4 separate regions of the Mus musculus genome follow, and all the other regions are linked to region 3. The links are chromatin loops, found by intact Hi-C in ENCODE. Cell type or tissue: left cerebral cortex. All regions are shown on one strand. Region 1 overlaps Gfpt2 (glutamine fructose-6-phosphate transaminase 2). Region 2 overlaps Rasgef1c (RasGEF domain family, member 1C). Region 3 overlaps Gm36411 (a long non-coding RNA gene). Region 4 holds the start of Gfpt2 (glutamine fructose-6-phosphate transaminase 2).

Evidence for each region. Hi-C counts contacts between places; a loop is a spot of excess contacts. Peaks named below come from ENCODE experiments on the same cell type or tissue, not always from the same donor. Only the 100,000 strongest peaks of a DNase experiment are listed, where the experiment ranks them.
Region 1: it touches region 3 in a loop (3-fold over the local background); 8 of 42 quality-filtered maps call a loop at or near these places.
Region 2: a loop joins it to region 3, with 2.4 times the contacts of the local background. A loop is called at or near these places in 9 of 42 quality-filtered maps.
Region 4: it touches region 3 in a loop (2.2-fold over the local background); 4 of 42 quality-filtered maps call a loop at or near these places.

The regions. Positions count from the first base shown.
Region 1 is chr11:49,816,502-49,821,501 of GRCm38, reverse strand. It overlaps Gfpt2 (glutamine fructose-6-phosphate transaminase 2), which reads right to left. Exons shown (of 19, transcript NM_013529.3): 8 at 2,843-2,922; 9 at 2,248-2,365. The region is part of intron 3 of Gm36507 (a long non-coding RNA gene); the gene reads left to right. Among named protein-coding and RNA genes, the nearest start is that of Gfpt2, 25 kb to the right of the region's middle. In left cerebral cortex, a CTCF peak has its summit at 2,319; DNase peaks (open chromatin) are centred at 1,126, 1,646 and 2,489; H3K27ac peaks cover 2,100 bases.
Region 2 is chr11:49,953,446-49,958,445 of GRCm38, reverse strand. Rasgef1c (RasGEF domain family, member 1C) reads right to left here. Exons shown (of 14, transcript NM_029004.1): 2 at 1,230-1,412; 3 at 961-1,083. The coding sequence starts at 1,406. Among named protein-coding and RNA genes, the nearest start is that of Rasgef1c, 54 kb to the right of the region's middle. In left cerebral cortex, a CTCF peak has its summit at 2,389 (motif pointing right); a DNase peak (open chromatin) is centred at 2,428; H3K27ac peaks cover 263 bases.
Region 3 is chr11:49,725,017-49,730,016 of GRCm38, reverse strand. It overlaps Gm36411 (a long non-coding RNA gene), which reads right to left. Exons shown (of 4, transcript XR_879826.3): 4 at 2,367-5,000. Among named protein-coding and RNA genes, the nearest start is that of Gm36411, 14 kb to the right of the region's middle. In left cerebral cortex, a CTCF peak has its summit at 1,962 (motif pointing left); DNase peaks (open chromatin) are centred at 1,087 and 1,943.
Region 4 is chr11:49,792,601-49,797,600 of GRCm38, reverse strand. Gfpt2 (glutamine fructose-6-phosphate transaminase 2) reads right to left here and starts at 3,446. Exons shown (of 19, transcript NM_013529.3): 1 at 3,358-3,446. The coding sequence starts at 3,364. Gm36507 (a long non-coding RNA gene) reads left to right here. Exons shown (of 4, transcript XR_003949545.1): 4 at 2,219-3,363. In left cerebral cortex, CTCF peaks have their summits at 2,900 and 3,101; DNase peaks (open chromatin) are centred at 2,557, 2,880 and 3,474; H3K4me3 peaks cover 1,434 bases; H3K27ac peaks cover 472 bases.

The DNA.
Region 1 (5,000 bases), 91 kb before region 3:
GTGACACCTTCACCAGATGCCAGTGGTATGCCCTTGGGCTTCCCCATCTCCAGAACCATAAGCTAAACGAGAGAGAGAGAGAGAGAGAGAGAGAGAGAGAGAGAGAGAGAGAGAGAATGGAAACCAGAGGACAGCCTTGGGTAACCACAGTTCAGGTGCCACCTACCTTTTGTATATGTGTGTAAGTTGTATGTGCATTTGTGTGTTCAAGTGCACATTCCTGAGCACATATAAAGTCTGGGTGTCCTGCTCTATCGGTCTGAACCTTATCCCCTTGAGAGTGGGCTCTCACAGAACCCGGAGCTAGGCTGGTAGCCAGCAAGCCCCAAGGATCCTCCTGCCCCCACCCTCCCACTGCTGGGGTTACAGGTACCCAAACAGCCACACCTGGCTTTATTTACATTGAGTACAGGTTCTTCCAGGAAAGGGCTGGCTCACTCTCCCTGAGCCCCCACCTTGGCTTTTTTGCTTTGTTGTTGGTTTTAGTTTGGTTTGTTTTTGAGACAGGGTCTCAAATTGATGTGAGAGTCTGCAAGTAAGCCAGTTTGGTTAGGTAGTGAGCCTAGGGGATGTGTCTGTCTCAGTCTCTCCAGCACTAGGAGCATGCCACCAAGGTCACCTTTCTTATGGGAGTTCTAGGAGGTCAAACTCTGGTCCTTACACTTGCAAAGCAAACACTTCAGCAATTGAACCATCAGCCCAGCCTTAGAACCATTATTTTAAGTTCCAAAAAAAAATCTATAAAAACAGAAGGATTTCAACCACAGCATTATATACATAGATTAATTGGGGGAGAATCAAGATTTTGTTTTGTCGTTCTGTTTTTAGAGACAGGTTAGCCTGACTGTCCTGGAACTTGCTCTGCAGACTAGGCTGGCCTTGAACTCATAGAACTGCCTGCCTGTGCTGGAACTCCTCTCCGCCTCTTCCTCTTCTTCCTTCTCCCCTTTCTCCTCCTTCTCTTCTTCTTGGATTTATCTATTTTATGTATGTGAGCATACTGCCACTCTCTTTGGATATGCCAGAAGAGGGCATTTACTCTTGGATCCCATCACAGATGGTCGTGAGCCACCATGTGGTTGCTGAGAATTGAACTCAAGAGCTCTGAAAGAGCAGTCAATACTCTTAACCACTGAGCCATCTCTCACCTCCCTTAAAAACAATTCTTTACTGCTAATTTGAAATCAAATTCTAAAGCTGGCATGGTAATTCATATCTGTTATCATTTGAGGGGGTGAGGCAGGAGGATTGCCATGAGTTTGAGACCAGTTTGAGCTACAGAATGAGGAGACTGTCTCAAAATGAAATCACTTTATTCCATTTTTTTTCAGCAATGTTAAGTTTTTCTACCAAAGAATATGGAATCTCTCTTCAAATCTATTCTTGCATCTTGTTATAATCATGTATAGTTTTCTGATTTGGGTTTATTTGTACTGAATTTATTCTGAGAGATTTTTCTTAAAATGTGGTTGCCGACACTGTAGTGAATAGTCTTGTTTTTTGTCTTGTTCACCAAATGTTAGCTAAGGCTCTGCAGTGCTTAGTCATTTGAGAAGCTTCTAGAAGGAATAAGGTAGGCGGGGTCCCTGCCTCAGCAGCTGACGGTGGGTCGGGTCAATGACTGCTGCATGGGCAAAAGATTCCCATGTCTTTATTCTCCGGAAAGCTGCCAGCACTAGTTCTCACAGCGTGTCAGCTGGCTTTCAAAGTGTATAATTATATGGCCTTCGAACACCATTCCATCTTCCTTCAGGCTCTCATGCCTTTTCTAATTTCAGAAACATCTTTCATGTGTCACTAGCTAAGAGCTCAGTGGTTTCCAGCATTTCTTTGAAATAAAAACTTCAGCAAGTTCTAATGCCCAGACACCACTCACAGGTTATCAAATCTGTTTCCAACAATAGTGTTCTAGTTTTCGCTCACTCCCCCTTCTCTGTTCCCCTCTCTTCCCCTACCTGAATTATTCTCTTCCTATGCCTGCAGGTCTCTAAAATGTATGTACTTAGGCGGGTGAGATGGCTTGGTGGTGCTTGCCACCAAGCCTGACAACCTAAGTTTAGTCAGTCCCTAGGCCCCACGCAGTAGAAGAAGAGAAGCAATGTCTGCAAATTGTCCTGTGTTCTACATTCATGCTCTAAGTGTGCGCACGCGCACACACGCACACACACACACACACACACACACACACACACAGGGTTCAGACAGTTATTCTTTAATTCCAGGAAAACAATGGAAATGTTTAGCTACCTTGCATCAGAAGCAAAGAAGAATTCCACAGCTTTATCGCCCACAGCGTGCAGGCAGGTGGAGCTGTCCAGTCTCTTCATCCTAGTCTTGCAGATATTCTTCACATTCTCGATATTGCCTAGTAAACAAAAGAACGGGTAGGCTGCCCTATTTGCATAACACGTGGCAAGGAACCCGCTTTCTTCTTCTGAATATTGTGTGGGAGCAATCTGCAATTTTTAGCTACGGCTGTGCCAGCCAAATCACGCAAAAGCTTCCCAAATAGCTCAGCTGAGCTGAGAGAGCATTTAAATGTCTACAGTGGGCAAGCAATGCAAATGAAAACAAACCAAAGGAACTCAAATCAGGGCATGGATGCCATGCTCGCCAGCTGCTCTCTATTTCTGTGCAGGTCTCAGAATATTCACGATGAGAGGCTTTTTAAAAAGATGGAGCTAAGTCTCTATGGCATGGACATTGAAACCTGGAGCCACGAGGCAGCTGGGTTCAAGATAAGAGTGTTGTGGGTGGTGGTGGTATGTCTGCCTCCAAGCAGAGTCTGCTGCAAGGGGACAGCTACCCTGTAGCCGACTGGTGATGTCCTCAGGAAACTCACATGTCGGATATAAGACGGGGATCTGCTCTGTGGAGAGTTTGTATTTGCTTCGTACCCCGATGAGCAAGGGGCTGCCTCTCCTGTAAGAAGAAGAAGATATCAAGAGATCCCTCACCTTTGAGACCCCAGGCCAGATGTACCCTCCAAATCCAGTCTTTTCCCTAAAGCAGGGAAAGTTTAGGTCACACAGAAGGGACACCTTGACCTTGAGACCACATCCTCTGGTTTTGGAGCAGGGACCAATAGGCTGGCATGCAGATGTCAGCTCACTTACCTGTTGCCATCCAACTATCTAACTGATTAGCCTGGTAGCATGCTTTTCCCCACTATTATAAGACTCTGGGCTCCTGGTTCTCTAAATCCCCACAAGCAGCGAACCCACATGGGTAGGTCTCAGAGGCTGGGTATTTACCATCAGGGGAAGCACTCTAGGTTTCAATACCATAGCTTTCACCTACTGTGTGTCAACTCCCACATCAGGAGTGTTTGCTACCCTAAATTTGCCTGAGGAACCCTGTCTTGTGCCTCCTTTTGCAGAGCTCAGCTTTTGCTTCCATGAAACAGACTAGCTGAGTTTTGTGTATGCAGTTGACATTTACAGATTCAACCAGCAATTGAAAATGCAGATAGAAAACACTCCTAAGAGCCAAGGTTGGTGGCACAGGCCTATAACCCTCAGGCCTATAACCTGGGGAGGCTGAGAAAGAAGGATTGCATGTTCCTATTTGGGCTACAGAATAAGTTCAGGGTCAGCCTGAACAACTCAGCAAGATCATGTCTCAACAAAAATAGGTAAAGCAAAATAAAACAGGGCTTAGGATCTAGCTCAGTTACACAGTGTTTGCCTTGTGTGTGCAAGATGTGAGGTTCAATGCCTAGTAATAACACATACACACACATGCACACATATGCACCACACACCCACACACATGTAAGAAATTGCATTTGTACTCAATTTGTACAGAGTTCTGCCTGTCATTCCCTAAGGAATACATATGACAACTATTTACAAGATATTTCCATTGTATTAGGTATCAAAAGCAATCTAGATATGATGGAATATATAAGTCATGCTCAAATACCACTCTATGCTATTTTACACAAGAAACTCAAGTGTCCAAGGATCTCAGTATCTTGGACAGGGTCTAGTTTGAGAACTCCAGAGATACCAAGGAAAGAATACACTCTATTTTGTGGGCTACAAAAGGCAGGGTCTAACTTTGGACTGAGTGGTACTCCACTAAGGGAAACTTAGAATCTTTGACCTGTACAAAAGTGGGTTTCGTCATGAAGGGAACAGTGATTTTACGAAGAACTGTCTTCAGGGGATGACAGTAGTGACAAAAGCCTCCTTCCTTTGTGCTCCTCTTTCACCAGCACTGGGCTCTGAGTACCTTGGGATAGAATCTTCAGCAAAGCACTTCCCTGGTTACTATTGCTTTTGGTAATCATATTGGAGGTATTATGTCATGGCTTTAATGACATCTTACTTTCAAAATGCAATTTTTTTGTTTGCTTTATCTTATAGATTATATAGCACTTACATCAAACAACAAGCAGATCACTTTTATTATCCACACTATTTAGATCTCTGTATCTTAGAAGCCAGGCATGCAACATTCCAGGACAGTAGTTTCTCACTGCCCTCTGTCCATGCACGGTACGGTCTTACCACCTCCAAATGAGAGCTAGGGAGATGGCTCAACTGTCCAAGTGCTTTGAAGACCTGAGACTGGACTCCCCAAAACCAATCTTAAAAGCTATACACAACAGGTAGTGCGTATGTCTGTGACCCCAGCAGGGGTGTGTGGGTGGGGGAGAAAAGGCAGGAAGACCAGAAGACAAGACAGGTGGCTCCTCGGAATTCATTGGCCAACCAGCCTACAGCCTAGCTGAATGGGGGAGCTCCAGATTCAATGACAACTTGTCTCAAAAATGAAGGTGATGGGGCTGGGATGATGGCTCTGTGGTTGACAGCACTTACTGATCATGCATAGGACCTGAGTTTAGTTCCCAGAACCCCTATGACTAACCATAACTCCAGTTCTAGGAGATCTAATTCCCTCTTCTGACCTCTGTGAATAGCAGGCACACACATGGTACACATACATACGTGCAAGCAAAACACTCACACACATAAGAGAAGACAACTGCACAC
Region 2 (5,000 bases), 230 kb before region 3:
GGAGGGGAGTCGCCTTGGCTCTGCTCACACACAGGATGGAGGTGAGACAGACATACATTTTGAGACCAGGTCCATCTCATTTCTACCACCGACAGCATCCCTGGCCTCTCCCTTTCCTAGGGTCAGGGTATCTTAGTTTTCGCATGGGGCTCCTCCTCTCTCCCCAGAGAGACAAGCCCTGCTGATTGACTCAGGGATGGAACTATACGAATCCTGGCCAATCAGATCTCGGGATTCTAAGGCATCACGTGACTGCACGCGGACGAGCATGTGACCTAAGCTTGATCAATGAAATCCCAACCTTTTACCTTGAAAGGTCTTCCCGCGTAACTGAGAAGTTAGATGGTCACCCTGACAAGGAGGCCACCTACCACTGTGCAGGAGAATCAGCTGGCACAAGGGGGGGCCTGTGGTCCCAGATAAAACCAGGCGGGGAGCGTCAGAGTAGGAAAACCCATGTCCTGTTGGGTCATTTGGGCTCCTCAAAGAGAAGTACCTACTGCTGGGCGGGCTCGTGAGTCAGCCATGGCCTTTCGCTTGGGCCAGTTGAAGCTGGGTTTCTGTACCCGAAAGCCTGACTGACGCAGGCATAGAAAATTGTAAGTTACAGGATCAGGCAGGGCGAGGAGAAAGGGTCTGCGGAGGCATAGCATAGAGAAGCCATCCTCATACAGAAAAGGAATGCAACTGAAAAGAAATTGTGCAGAGGCATGGGGCTATCCCAGGCTACCGGTGGTAAGGGCCCTAAAGAGTAGGTTCTGGAGACTCAGGTCTAGCTTTAATAGATCTCACAGGACTTTGGAAAAAGGCACAGGGGTAAGGGTGGCCTATTCTTGCAGGTTCTGGGCCTCAGTTAAGTTAGAAGCTTAATAGGTGCCTTTTCCAGAGGATGGAGTAACCACTGCCTCCCTCAAAAGCTGACGCTGTGAGGTCAGAGCCGCGCCCTGCCCAGGTCCTCACCTTGTCCAGCACCGGCTTGTCCAGCTGTTGCTGCTCTATGCACAGGTGACACACCCGAGCCAGGAGCTCTCGGGGCTCGATGAAGAGACGAGAGCTCAGCAGGAAGGTGAAGATGTAGGCTTTCTGGTGAGGATACCACACAAACTCATCAGCGCACAGAGGATGTGTCATCAGCCTGACCCGACTCCCAGGCAGGAGGCCATTCCCAGCCCTGTCACCTGTGCCGTGCTCTCCTGCCCCTTCCCCATGCCAGGCGGCGGCTCACCCACCTCGGGATAGTAATCGGCTGTGGGCACGAGGTGTTGGATCAGGGTGTCCAAAGAGGCTGAGGATGGAGCTCCGTCCAGGAGGGGCTGCCCGGCCTGCTCTCCTTCTGTGGATTCTGTGGGAGGCGGGCTGAGGCTGCCTGGGGTGACCATGTCGGAGGCAGTCAGTGTCCGGGGCATGCCTGCCTGCAATGGCAAGAAACAGTTGGGGGTAACTAAGTGGGAGCCCACTGATTCTCTGGGTTCTAGGCTGGAGAACTATGCCTCTGACTGTCCACACTTTTGTTCAGTGATCACATCGTGAGAGGCTGCCAGTGTCCCCCACTTCACAGCCCAACACCCATTCTCCATTTTCTTATAGCCTCCCCAGTTCTTCTCCCAGGAATAATCTCTTCTTTACTGTTTCTCCGGAACCATCTCTCCCCGGAAAACACACCCTTAATAGTTGGTTACCCCTCCACTTCTCTCTATCTTTATAATTCAGGCTGGCCTGCAACTCACAGTAATCCCCCTGCTTCAGAGTTTTCCGCTCGCTGCCTGCACTCTAGAGGTGAGCTACCAAGGGCAGGAAAAGTTGTTTGTCCAAGTCCTTAATAGCCACCATCTTGCCCCAGCTACTGGCCACAAAAAACTCAGGATTGAACCTGATCCAGATTAGGGGTTCAGGAACAATCCCAGAGCTTCCTTGACACTTGGAAGCTATTGTTCCCCTGAGGTCCCATTGACTAGACTGGAGAATGTAAACTCGACATTGTTGGTTCATCTCAGCATTGTGAGGAGCTAGGAAAGCAGGCATACTCCTTTTGGAGGGGTTGACTGCCTGTGCACAATACCTGTGGCCTCTATGGCTGAGCCAACATCCCAGCTCGCTTTGCTATTTCATTTTGAAGCAGGGTCTTGCTAAGTTACCCAAGTTGGCTTTGTATGTTCTCTGTAGTCTAGGCAGGCCTTTAACTTATTATGGTCCTCGTGCATTAGCCTACAGAGTAGCTCCAAATTCACATCTGACCCCTAGTGGGCATCAGTGGGTGATGAGCCACTGTGAGCCCTATTGTAGGCCTTGGGGCTTCTGTCAGTTGGTGGTGTAGCTAAGGACCCTCTGTGGGCATTTCAGTGTTCTCCCTATGTAGGCCTTCTCTAGACCAATGCTGAGCTCTTCCATGGCCTGGCCAGCAGAGGGCGTATGCGCATTTTAACAGAGAGCCCGTGCTTCATGCCATTTCTTCCACACATGCCTGTAGGTCTGTGGATGTTGAACGAATTCCAGCCTAGACAGTCAGGTCACCCCATTTTCTCAAACACAGAATCTTATGGGCTCACCCCCTGAAAGACTCTGGCTTTGCCTGCCTTTTCTGTCCTCCAGTGACCCTTACCTAGAGACAGAAAGACAGGAGGCCGGAGCCCACTCAGAGATGAGGGGGACTTCTCCAGAGGGCTGTCCACAGTCTGTGGTGTGGGAGGTGCTGGGATGGGGTTACAGAATTAGCGAGTGCTTAGTCAGTCCGTGTGGATGGCAACCTGGACAGCCCTGACCTTGGTGACAGTCACAGCTTAATTTTACCTCCCTAGCAATCTCCAACACTCAATTTTCAGTTCTGAAAACACAAATTTCACAGACCACCTCTTGCTCATCTGTGTGGGGAAGCCGGTGCAGATGAAGATGGGGGGGTGTGGAGGGGGATCCTGAAGGCTTTCAGTGGAGAGGGTGGCCATCTCTGGAGACAGCAGGTGCTAGCTCTGTCTCATGCCTGGGGCTCAGCACCTGGTTCTAACTTCACATGCCAAAATATGTGCTTTCCAAAGTTCCCCTCTCCTGTGTAATGCCTCCCACCTCTTCACTATGCAGCCCATCCTGGATTCCAGTCCAATTTTCTCCCAGATTGGCCAGTGACAGCGTGGAGGTGACACTGAAACCCTCTGTGGGGAAGGACAGTGGTCTGCCAGGTGGTGGGAGAATCACAGAGGGACAATTCACAAGTCAATCAAGGAACCTCTCAGAACATCCCTAGGCTTGGCTCAGCCCTAGGCACTTGATGCCGGGTCCTTAGGGGTGGGTGGCTAGATCCCTAAGCTTATGCTATGAGCTGAAGGGATGTCCTACAGAGGTGACCTGAGAGGGGACGGGCTGCCAAGTAGGAGCATGGGGAGGTCACTGACTTGAGGACTGAGGGAAGGAATGAGACTGTGGAAAAGCAAGCCTGTCATGGGACCAACAAGGGGAAGGTGGGGTGATTGTGAAAGAGTGTGCTTGGATGTCTGGGGCCAGGTGCCTCAGGTCCTAAGTGACAAAGTGGTGGATGAGGGTGAGCACAGATGAGCACATCAAGCAAGCGTTCATGTGTGGAGACACACATCTTTCCAGGAAGCACACGGAGGCCCCAGGCCAGGCACCCATGTCCTTTCCTGTAAGTATGAATGACTGTTGGATCAGTCTCTTATCTGTCACCCAATAGCTTCTTCACACAAATGCAGTATGAGCATTTATTTTCCCGTTTCTTTATTACACATAAAACAGCGTAGCCCCCACGCTGCCCCGTTCTGGGTGCTTGTCATTAGCACTACATCTCAGAAGCAGGCCAGGGTTTGTTTCATCTTTTGCCTAAAATATTTTGTTAATTTAACTTTTAAGACCATCTTATTCACTGTTTGTGTGTCTAGGAGTAATTTCTTAAAGTCGGCGGCGAAGCAGCCTAAATGTCCGTCAGTGGATGACTACATAAACAAGACTAGATATGTGTGAAGAAATCGTATTCTACTTAAAAGGAGGAGACAATCCCGCTATGTCTTTCAGCATGGAGAAGTACTGAGGACGCTGAGTTAGGGGCAGAGGCCAGTTAGAAAAAAGACAAAAGCTGGCCTGGGGAGATAGAGAGAGACAGAGCGTGTGCTTCTCCTGTAACTCCGGCTGGAAGGAATTCCATGCTCTCTTTTGGTCTCCAGGGGTCCCTGCACTCTCCCTCCTGCTCTCTTTCTCTCCTCCCCTCCCTTCCTCCCTCCTTCCCTCCCTCGAACTGTCTGAATTTCTCTCTTGGCCTTTTTGGTGGCATGCGTCAGCAGGCTTCACTAGTGCTGTAACAAATTCCTAAGATAGTCAATGCATCAAGATAAACAGTTTATTTCGGCTTACTGTTCTCAAGCTTCTTTTTGGTCAGTGACCGGCTGGTCTCATTGCTTCGGGCCAGTGGAGGCGGCACCATGATAGGGCACTTAGTAGGAAAAAACAAAACAAAGCAAAGCAAAGCAAAGCAAAGCAAAGCAAAGCAAAAGAAACACCACCTCACTGGCCTTAGCTGGTAAGTGAAAGAGATGAAGGGCAAGAACTCAGCCACCATAGTCCTCTTCGAGGGCATGGCCTCAGTGATCCGAAAAGCTCTCACTACGTTCTGCCTCTTAAAGGTTCACCACTTTTCACCAAGTTTTGATGCACGGGCTTCTGGAGGAGCATCAAGACCCTAACTAGAGTGAGACCAGGTATACGTTACTTGGATCATCGCTGTGATTAAATACCCTGAGAAACACAGCTTATGGGAGAAAGGGTTCATTTGGTCATGGGCAGAGAAGTCATGGTGGCTGGAGCTAGAGGCATCCAGTCACATTGCACCCATAGTGACAAAGCAGAGTAATAAAGGCTCTCCTTTTTTATGCAACCCAGAACCCGAGCTTAGGTACGCCCTGTGCTGATTCCTTCTGGGGTAATCGTCCCCACCTTAACCCAGTCAAAGTAACCTCACGGGCATGGCTGGAGGCTAACCTAATCAAGATAATTAATTCCTC
Region 3 (5,000 bases):
TTTACATATAATGTATGCATGACCTCATATCCCTTATATGATCTCTATGTGACTTATATCTAACACAATATCATGTTTTATGTTTTAAAAATTACATTTCATTTATTTGTATATGAGAGTGTATATATATATATATGAGTGATTATACATGCATTGTGGCATATGTACAGAGGTCAGAGGACAACCTGTGGAAGTCAGTTCTCTCCTATCATGTGGGTCCCAGGGATTGAACTCTGGTCATTAGTTCTGGCAACAAGCACCTTTACCTGCTGTGCCATCTTTCTGACCCCATAAACAATTATTGTATTGTATTATATTGTATTGTATTATATTGTATTGTATTGTATTATATTGTATTGTTTATGAAACAGGGACAAGAAAATATTCTGTGTATGTTGGGTACAGACAAAATTTTTGAATATTTTAAATCTAGGGTTGGCCTTATCCTTAATGTAGACCTCAATATTTCTTAGAATAGGCAAGCCCTGCCTTGGGTACAGAGCAAGTGTGCTCCAATGCACTTAGGAATGTCTGGAGCTGAAGAGGGCTGGCATGGCTGGGACAGAGGAGGAAAGCTAGGAGGCTGGTGTCTAGGCTGGTGTCTGGGGCATGGCAAGTGGCCCAGGAAGGAACAGGAGAGGCTGCCCCACATCTCATGTGCTGAGGGGCTGGTGACAAGTTTGAGTTGTGTCCTCAAAGCAAAAGGAAGCCACCGCTAGACATGAAAGCGTGTCATAGCATAGCTGCCCTGGGAGATCATCCCTCTGACTTCTGACTCCTTCGAGTTGAAGGAATCAAGAATTGGTCCCGGGACATCGCTTCAGTTGAGTGATGATGAGGAGAAGTGGATGTGTTCGGGGAGCAGCATCCACCGTACTTGGGAGACAAGAAAGGGGAGTGCCTAAGGCTCTAGCCGAGGGGACCAGAAGTAGGTATGTCTAACCTTTTGATGTTTTGAAGTGGCCTTATTCACAAGCAGGTTGAACATGCCGGATACAGCATGTGGTCCACTGATAGAACCTCAGCAGCAGATGGATAGGGCAGCAGAGAGAAGGCATGAGCTCCTTTCCATTCGGGATGGTGAGTGGGAGGTAACAGTGGGTGACTTGCCACAGGCTCTGGTAACTTCATGGAAGAACACAGACAGAGCACACAAACCCAAGAGTTTTTATATCACCAAGTACACCAATATGAAACATTGCCTATCTTGAACTCCAAGTGTCTCCCATCGCCTCAGTCCCTTTTCCTGAGGCCCCCGCCCTCAACAACCTCATGCTCACTACTTTCAACACATGTTCAGAATGTGCTGGTACTTGCAGTGGTCTCTGCAGAAGTTTGAAGAGCCCAGGTGTGTGTGTGTGTGTGTGTGTGTGTGTGTAACTATTTGAGTTACATGTAGGCCTTTAGAACTCTGGAAGCCTAAGGACACCCAGTGGCAGTGTTGCAGAGGAACCAGGCAGATGCAAATGCAGGCATCTGGTAGGAGGTACAGGCATAGACATAGCATGTTAGTGTTCTGTCACTGAGACAATCAATGCACAAAGAGAAGTTTGTTATAGCATGGAGTAGCAACACTTGATAAAATATGCATACTCTGTTGCATAAAATCATGACAAGGATAAATAATAATGCATTACAAATTTCAAAATTGCTAAAGGAGCAGCTTTTAAATGTTTCCAGTTTTAAAAAGATCATAAGCATGTGAGGTGATAGATTTCATAATTATCTTGCTTTAATCATTCCCCATTGAAACCATGTATCAAAGTGTCAGGCTGGGCCCTGAAAACACTCAGTTATCATTTGATAATCTTTAAAGTGTGCATGGCTTTGACACCAAAGACTCAGATTCTGTCTTCCTGAGGGGAGTCATCATTTTAAAACAAGACAGATAAGAAGCAGAAGCAGCAGCTGCCTTGTGGTGCTTAGTCAAAGATGCTAATAGCTCCACCTGGTGGCACTCAGGGAAGTTACAACACCTTCCTAAAGGGCGAGTTCCCCTTCTTGGACCCAGCGTTATCTCTTCAAATATTCCTAACACTTCTGCAGAAGAGATTCTCACCTTCATCTTATTAATGGGGAAGGCAAGACTCAAACAGCGCAGATGACATCTCTAAAAAATTCCCACATCTGAGATGCTGAGGAGAACTGAATCCCAGCTCTGTTGTCTGTGCCAATGGCTTAGAAATCTGGCTGATCAATAAGACCATGCAGGCAGCCTTTGTGAACTGGTGGTGAGGCTGTTAGGACCACTCATATGCATGTGGATTTTTGCCTTCCTAAGCAAAAAATTAGTGTACTCACTATAGATGGAGATTGGGAGATGCCATCAGGACAGGGAGTGACTGGGACCAGAGATGGACTCTGAATAGTGCTCCAAGCCTTATTTTTATTGTCATTATTCTCTAAATAACACACTACAGCAATCAGTTACACAGCAACGACAATGTATTGGGTATTGTAAACAGTCTAGAGATAACTTAAAATCTATGGTGTCATAGGCATGAGTAAATGTATACACATATGTGAAGTTAGATGTCATTTTATTAAAAGTTTGGAGCATTCTTGGGGTTGGGTATCTTGAGGGGTGGCATGTAACCTGTCCAGAATCTCTATGGAGGGATGACTTTTGCACACATGTACATTTAACAAGCATGGGCAAGAAAGAAGAGAAATATCTGGAGGTTAGAAACGAACTCTCAAGTATCAACTGACTTAGCTGTGTGCATTGGCTTTCTGCTGTTTCCTCAAAACCTTACAGAAATGAAAGCCCAGGTATAAAGGTCCTAGGGTCCCCTGACATAAGGGGGAGGGGATGCCAGCAGGTAAAGTATCCCACAGTAATGGGGAGTGGGCAAATAGGGCTATGGCAGTATCCTTGGAGGTGCTCGAGACCTCCAACCCCGGGTGTATTCTGGCATCCTTCCCAGCTTCCTGGCAATGACCAGCAGTGCCAGCTTGGGAGAAGGGTGTCTGTAATCCCTGTCTGTGTCGTGATGACATCGTCAGTCAAAAAGTCCTACCCCAACATCCTGCTCCTTTCTTCCACGTAAATAAGAACAGGAGGAAGAGAGCCAGCCATTAACACTCGAGGGAAACCAGCTTCCTGAAAAAGGCAAGCCAAGAAAAGGAGACTCAAAGCTATGACCTTCACAGTCACGGGGACAGTTCCGGAAGTGGGAGAATAAATGTCAAGGAAAGCTAATTAGAATCCATGGGGAGATGAGAAGTGACGCTGAGTGCTTTGTTTAGCTAAAAGATGTCTGCGCCTTAATTTCTCTCTCCTGTTGGTTCTGAGACTCATCGCAAATACGTTAAGCAGTTAATCTGCTCCATATTTCTTTGTATTCATGTTACACTATGTACAGAACTGCATGTAAGTTGATTCTGGTTTTTTCCTCTGTGTGTTTATGTGTGTGTATGATGCATGTGTGTGCTGTGGATACATGTGGAGACCAGAAGAGGATACCGAGTGTCCGTTCTATCACACTCTGCCATATCCCCCAAGACAGGGTCTCTCACACTGAACCTGGAGCCAGGCTGGCAGGGAGCAGGCCTGAGCAATCTTCCTGACTCTCCCTCCTTCAGCTCCGGCCTTACAGACCTATGTCTGCAGTCATGCTAGGTTATTTATGTGTACTCTTGGGATTTGAACTCAGGTCCCCATGCTTGCACAACAAGTCTTCTTACCCACTCCCCCAGCTCCCTGGGTTTGATTTTTTGTTTGTTTTTGGTTCTATTCATAACTACAAAGGATACTTAGATGACATTTAACTTCCTTGGACTTCTATTTATGAATATTTGTTCTGTTTATAGACTGTTATTTGCAAAATCACAATGTATGATATATATTTATGATGTGGATTAAATTTCAATTCATAGATATAAAACCTTAGAGCAGCGCTGGTTCCCAAGTTGGGATAATTCTGTACCCAGAGGGCTGTTTATTTCTGGATGAAAGAACTGGCAGAGATGTTACTGTCATCTAGTAGGTTAGAGGCCAAGGATGCTAAGCATTCCATGATGTGCAGGGTAGCCCCCTACAAGAAAGACTTTCCAGAGCCCAGAGAGTGGAAGAGCAGGACACAACCATTACATACAAGTCCTTGTCTCAAAGCTTCAATGAAAGTTCTTTGCTTTATTGTCTGTATAACACAGTGAATCCCTTGAGATGATCATCTCTTCAAATATGCATGAAGCATTTACCAAAATCACTTTACTCAGCCATAGGGACATCTAAGGGAATTTAAAAACGTAGGAGTATATTATCTCCTTACCATGAGGCAGTAACTAAGAAATTAATACAAAGCTTCGCCTCACCCTGTTTCATCCTTACCCTCTTGGAACTTATGATAATTCTAACACCAGTCAGAAGTTCAAAACTCACAAATAACTTCTGTCTGTCTGTTTTTGTATTTTTCTTCGTCTTTCCTCCTTCTCCTCTTCCTCCTCACTCTTCTTCCTCCCCTCCTCCCAACCTTCTCCCCTCCCCTCCCCTCGCCATCCCCTTCCTCCCCACTCCATCTCCTTCTTTGTTGGAGACAGGATTTCTCCTGTGTAGCCCTGGCTGTCCTGGAACTCACTCTGTAGATCAGGCTGGCCTTTAACTTGCAGAGATCCACTTATCTCTGCCTGGGACAGGGCTGGGACAAAAGGTAGGCACTACCATGCCTGGCATAAATAACTACTTTCTTTAAAATAAAAAAAAAGTGAAACAGTAATTCTCTGGAAGTAATGCCAATTAGAATATTGGATGTTCAAAGTTCTTGAGTACTCCAAAACAAAAAACAAAACATCAAGGGAAAAAAATAGTCTCGAGAAGTTTTATAAAATGAAGACAATTGAAAACAAGAGAGATGACTTTTTCTTTCACTTGTAGAAAGAAAACGAGGAAGGCATAGTTACCAAGAGAGTAGGAGGAAAATTTCATAAAAATGAAATAAACACAAACCAAATGTGACCTCAATAAGGGCTGCTTTAAAATTCCAATAAAAATAAAGAAT
Region 4 (5,000 bases), 68 kb before region 3:
AATCCAAGAATCCAAAGAACCATCACAAGTGTCCTTTAAAGAAGGGGAGCCTGGCCATGGAAGAGGAGGGGGTCATGTGACCACAAGAATGGCGTGATGCTGTGCCCCTAGCCAGGCAGGCCTGTGAGCTCCTCTCTCTGCAGAGCTCACACTTAAACCTGGAGGCCCTACCGCAGGCCTCTCTCATTCCTCTTGCCCATTAGCTCTCAGTCTCTCTATGCGGTCCCAAACTTCTGGGAGTCAACAGGTAGCTCTGTGATGTTTCAATGAGTGAGACATCCAAGAAAGAGCCAGTGTCCATCACCTAAAAGACCACCAGAATGCTCCTCAGAAATACGGACTCAAGGTTGCTCATCTTTGAATCCTTTTTAAGATTAAAGAAAAATGTATATGAACTCTCCTAATTTTGAAATCTGATAACTAAAAAAAATATTTAAACCCTATGCGTTGAACAAAAAGCTGTCTGTCTGCCTGGTTCAGCCTGGTACTGCCAGGGTGTAGCCTATGTCTGAGGTATCTTTTGTGTAGCAGCATTTGCCAGCTGAGATGATCTTGTTGCTGGAGAGTGACTGGCTTACAGAATGGCCATTTTCTTCACCTGTCCCTTCTTAGAAGTAATGAGTGGCACAGCCACATGCCCTTTAGAACCTCAGAGCATAGAAAACATAGAACCTCTCCACAGGCAATCATTTGCGATTTCATGAAGAATAAAAGCAGGAAGGAAAGGAAGACCACAAAGGGGGCAGGGAGAAAGAACACAGTAACCTTCCTATTGGCAGGAAGTCAACAGAATGCAGGGAACTCTGATGTCAATAAAACTGCACGTGGGTACCTACGAGGGTTGGCTTAATAGTGGCTCTTTCTAGAATCACCTGGGAAGCGAGTCTCAATGAAGGTGGATTTAAGTTGGCCTGTGGGCATGCTTGTAGTAGATATTTTGACTTGTATTAGTTTAGATAGAAAGGCTCACCTTAAATATAGATGGGGCCATTTTGTGGGTTGTGTGCTAGGTTGAATGGAAGAAGGCAGGTCGCTAGGGAAGGCGGATTGCTAAGTGCTGCATGCGTTCACTCCTGTTCTCTGCTCTCGCCTGGACTTAATCTACCTGGGTCCCTCACATTCCTGCAACCTGGATTCCCACACAATGATGGACTGTAACTTGGGACAAGTCCTTTCTCTCTTAAGTTGCTTCTGCCAGGATGTTTTCTCTCAGCAACAGGAAAGGAAGCTAAGACAACATTTAAGGGTCAGCTTAACTCTTGGTACACTAAAGCACATCTGTTCTCTTTGAGGGTTGGTTCCTGTTGGGCCCCAGCTTTCTGTGGATGGAGACATCATTGGATGTCATATCTCATCAGCTTACCATCCCATAAGGCCTTTGGTCTTGATCCCTGAAACCTGAGGCTGCTTTGAATGAAAGCAGCAGACATGGCCCAGGACATTGAAATGACCTTAAGGTTCCTATTCAGACAGGCCTCCCTGGGGCTCAGTTTCCCCCAAATGTAGAGTGAAACTGATTCAATATTTGTTGTACCCTTGTGCCAAAAACACGATCATTATCATTTTTTTTTCTGTAAAAGTCACTAAATTGCAAGTGAAAACGACCATAAAAGGAAAGCCAGTATCCAGTGCAGAACACGAAGTCCAAGAGCACCCAGACCAGTATGCTCAATTCCAGGCAGCTGGCTGGGTCAGACATCAGCAAGGACGGCTTCAAAAAAAAAAAAAACCCTGAAGTTTGAGGAGTTAACCTCGCCTAGCTCATCTGGCTCCTTTGATTCTGGTTCTGAATAGGCGCACAGCTGGGCCAAGACTTCTACTGCATCCTAGACATTCTTTGGTGACCTCAAAGCACTTCTCATACTCAGTCACAAATCAATACCAAAGTCTAGAAAGGAGACGGGTTGGTTATAACCCAAACCCCATCTCTTCCAAAGGGTTGGAGGAGACAGTTCTCCAGAGCTTGGAAAGACACAGAAGAAAGGCAGACGCCAGGAGGAAACAGGGTGGGAAGCTGAGGTGGTTGATGGTGGAGATGCAGGGCCATCTGAGAGGCTCAGCAAGGAAAGCCCTGGAGCTCAAGTAGTTTCAGGTCTCTTGCTAAAGTCTGGTTCTAAAGCCACCGGTGGCTAAAGATCTACAAGAACTCAAACGGGGGGGGGGGGCGGGCGGGGGGCGGGTTGAATCTGACAAAACTTATACATTTGTTTCATTTCAGTGTCCAGAAACGCCTGAAGCAACCTTTCACACACGTTGCCAAAGGATGCCCAGGAGTCCTAAGATTCTGTCTGAGGATCCAGGATTTTAAACTGACCCCGGCTCTCTCTGGATGAGGCTGCGTCCCCATGGTTCCTGCCTAATCCTTGCTCTGTGGTTCCTTTCTCCTGGTCTCCTGGCTCATGAAACAAGGCCTGTACAGACCTTGGCTTTGGACTCACCCACTGGCACACCCCACCCCACAAGCCTTCAGCAAAGTCAGAGAGGCGCCTTTCATGGCTTCAAAAGTTCCACCAGGTTCTCCAGCCGCAGGGGGCTGGAGTGGGTAACTGAATCCTACTCAAGGCAGGAAAAAAAAAAGCGCACAGTGACCTTTTGTCCCAGAAGTTCCCGGCTTTCCCCGGCCAGCCAGCCAGCGGAGGCGGCCCAGCCAGCCAGGAGGGTAAGGAATTGCAGATGTGCGCCCAGGGCGGCCGCCTCCCTTCTGCTCTCAAAACCCGGCTGGACACCTCGGCGTCGCTCCGGGCTGCGCAGCTATCCGGTCCAGGGCTCCCGCTCCTAGCTTTGGGCCAAGGCTCCGGGGAAGTCACTATCTATCCTGTCGCCAAGAGCTCGTTCCAGCAAAGCTTTTCCACAGTTCCCACCCTTCTAGGGACAGGAGATTCTTTTTGAGTCGCAAGCAAGATGGGCAAACCTTTCTGAGCGCACCAGGAGCTGTTTGGGACGCCCCGGGGCGGGCTGCTGACACCGCACAGGTGAGGTCTCCTGTCCTCGGTGGGCGCGGCAAACTGGGACTCTGGACCACCACTCCGAGCCCGGAATGATGAGGTTGCTCGTGGCGGCCTTTGTGGGCCAAGTGAAGGAAGCACCCTCCTGGTGGAGACACCTCTGTGTTGCGGGGCTCCTTTTCTGGGACCTGCCTCGTTGCCCCTGCTCTGTGAGGTCCTGGCTTGGTTCCTCTTACACGGAGTTTAGTCGTCCTCCTCCCCACGCCCCCATGTCCCCGAGACGTCACTCTGGGTCCGCGCGCGGGGAAGGAAGGCCTGGCTAATGAAAGCCCCACAATCGCCGCCCCTAGCAGGTCCCCTGTGCCTGGCTCTCTGGCCTAGGCTCTGAGGGAGAAGGCCGCTGTGCACTCACCGCACATGGTGGCTCCGATCGCTCCAGACGCTCAGACGACTCGCTGCGCCTCGCGCTCCCTGGCTCAGGCTCCCGCCGCTCGGTCTCCTGCCCTTATAGCCAGCCAGTAGCCCTCCGAGAGGGGTGGGGCTGGGGCGGAGCCTCCTGCCGCCTGCTTGCTCCTTATTGGTTTCTGGTTGTCGTGACAACAGCGGGGGGCCCCCAAGACTCAGGGTAAGGGGTGAGGGGCGGCTCCCAAGCTCCAGTCTCTACTGTAAGGGGAGGGAGGAAGCCCAATCGGTGGTAAACACCTTGAGTTGGAATTTTGAGTCAGTCATATTAGACGTGAAACTTTAGCAAGGGGGACAGATCGCTCCGTGCCTCAGTTTCTTCATTTGTAAAATGTGATAATAATAAAATGTACCTCTCAGATCCTCCTGAGGTTAAGGCCAGACAGACTGTGTAGACACAGAGTACAACCAATCTGTCTCTCTCTGTCTCTGTCTCCCTCTCTGCCTTTCTCTCTCTGTCTCTCTGTCTCTCTCTCTGTCTCTCTGTCTCTCTCTCTGTCTCTCTCTCTCTCTCTCTCTCACACACACACACACACACACACACACACACACACACACACACAGAGTGGACTCCTATTCTTGCAACATGCCCCACTCACTATTCCAAACTTCTTTCAGAGCAAGAAAAAGTAGCACACACTAGGCTTGTGAACTTCTTCCAAGCCTGCCAGGAGCAAACTGGGCTTGGCTGAAAAAGGGAGAAAATTGAAGCTCCTTATTAAGATATAAGATATTGACCAAGATGTGCCAGAGCCCGGACCTGAGAGGTGCAGGGGGTAGGCATCCCCCAGGTCTAAAGGAAAGCTGGGCCGCCCCGGAAACCGCCCCATAATGGAGATGCGCTGGCAGACCCGTCTGGCAAGCCGTGAGCCTGCATCCAAGCCAGGGGCTCCACCGCCCCACAGTGACCTGGAGCCTTGGTTCGACCCTGCGACGGATGAGTCACGAGGCTGGCTTTCCCCCGCCCTAGTTCCCGGCTGTCTCCTCCTCTCCTCTCTGTTCTCCAGCCCCCTCATCTCCTGAGAAAAGACCTGGCCCAATATTTGCTCACTTTGAAGCCATCTGTGTGTGCATGGTTTAACTTAAATAAATAAATAAATTGTTGAAATCTAAATCAATGGTATTCCCCAATTATAGTTTTTAAAGAGAAAAACTAGCGTAAGTCTTGTGTTTGGCGTTTTTTTTTTGTTTTGTTTTTTTTTTTTTCCGTAGCTTTGCAGCTCCCTGGGAATGGAGGTGTTGTGCCCACTGAGGAGTTTGAAATTCGATGGTACTGACTGAGAAGGTTGGGCTGAATCATCTGATGCCTAAAGCTGACTCAGGAGCAGCACTGCTCCTTCACCTCAGCGACGCAAGGTGACACTCATTCATTCATTTACCCATTCATCATTCATTCCCAAATCTGCACTTCACATCTCTCCTGGTGATAGGAACTTAATGAATGAAGACAGATCCAGCCTCCTGGCTCTTACAAAACAATGGGTGGGGCAGACACTAAGCTGGTGGTCACATAGGAAATTGGACATCTGACATCTCTGTAGAGAAGGCCCTGGGCTGGGCAGAACTCCACAGAAGGGGACAAGAAACAGGCCT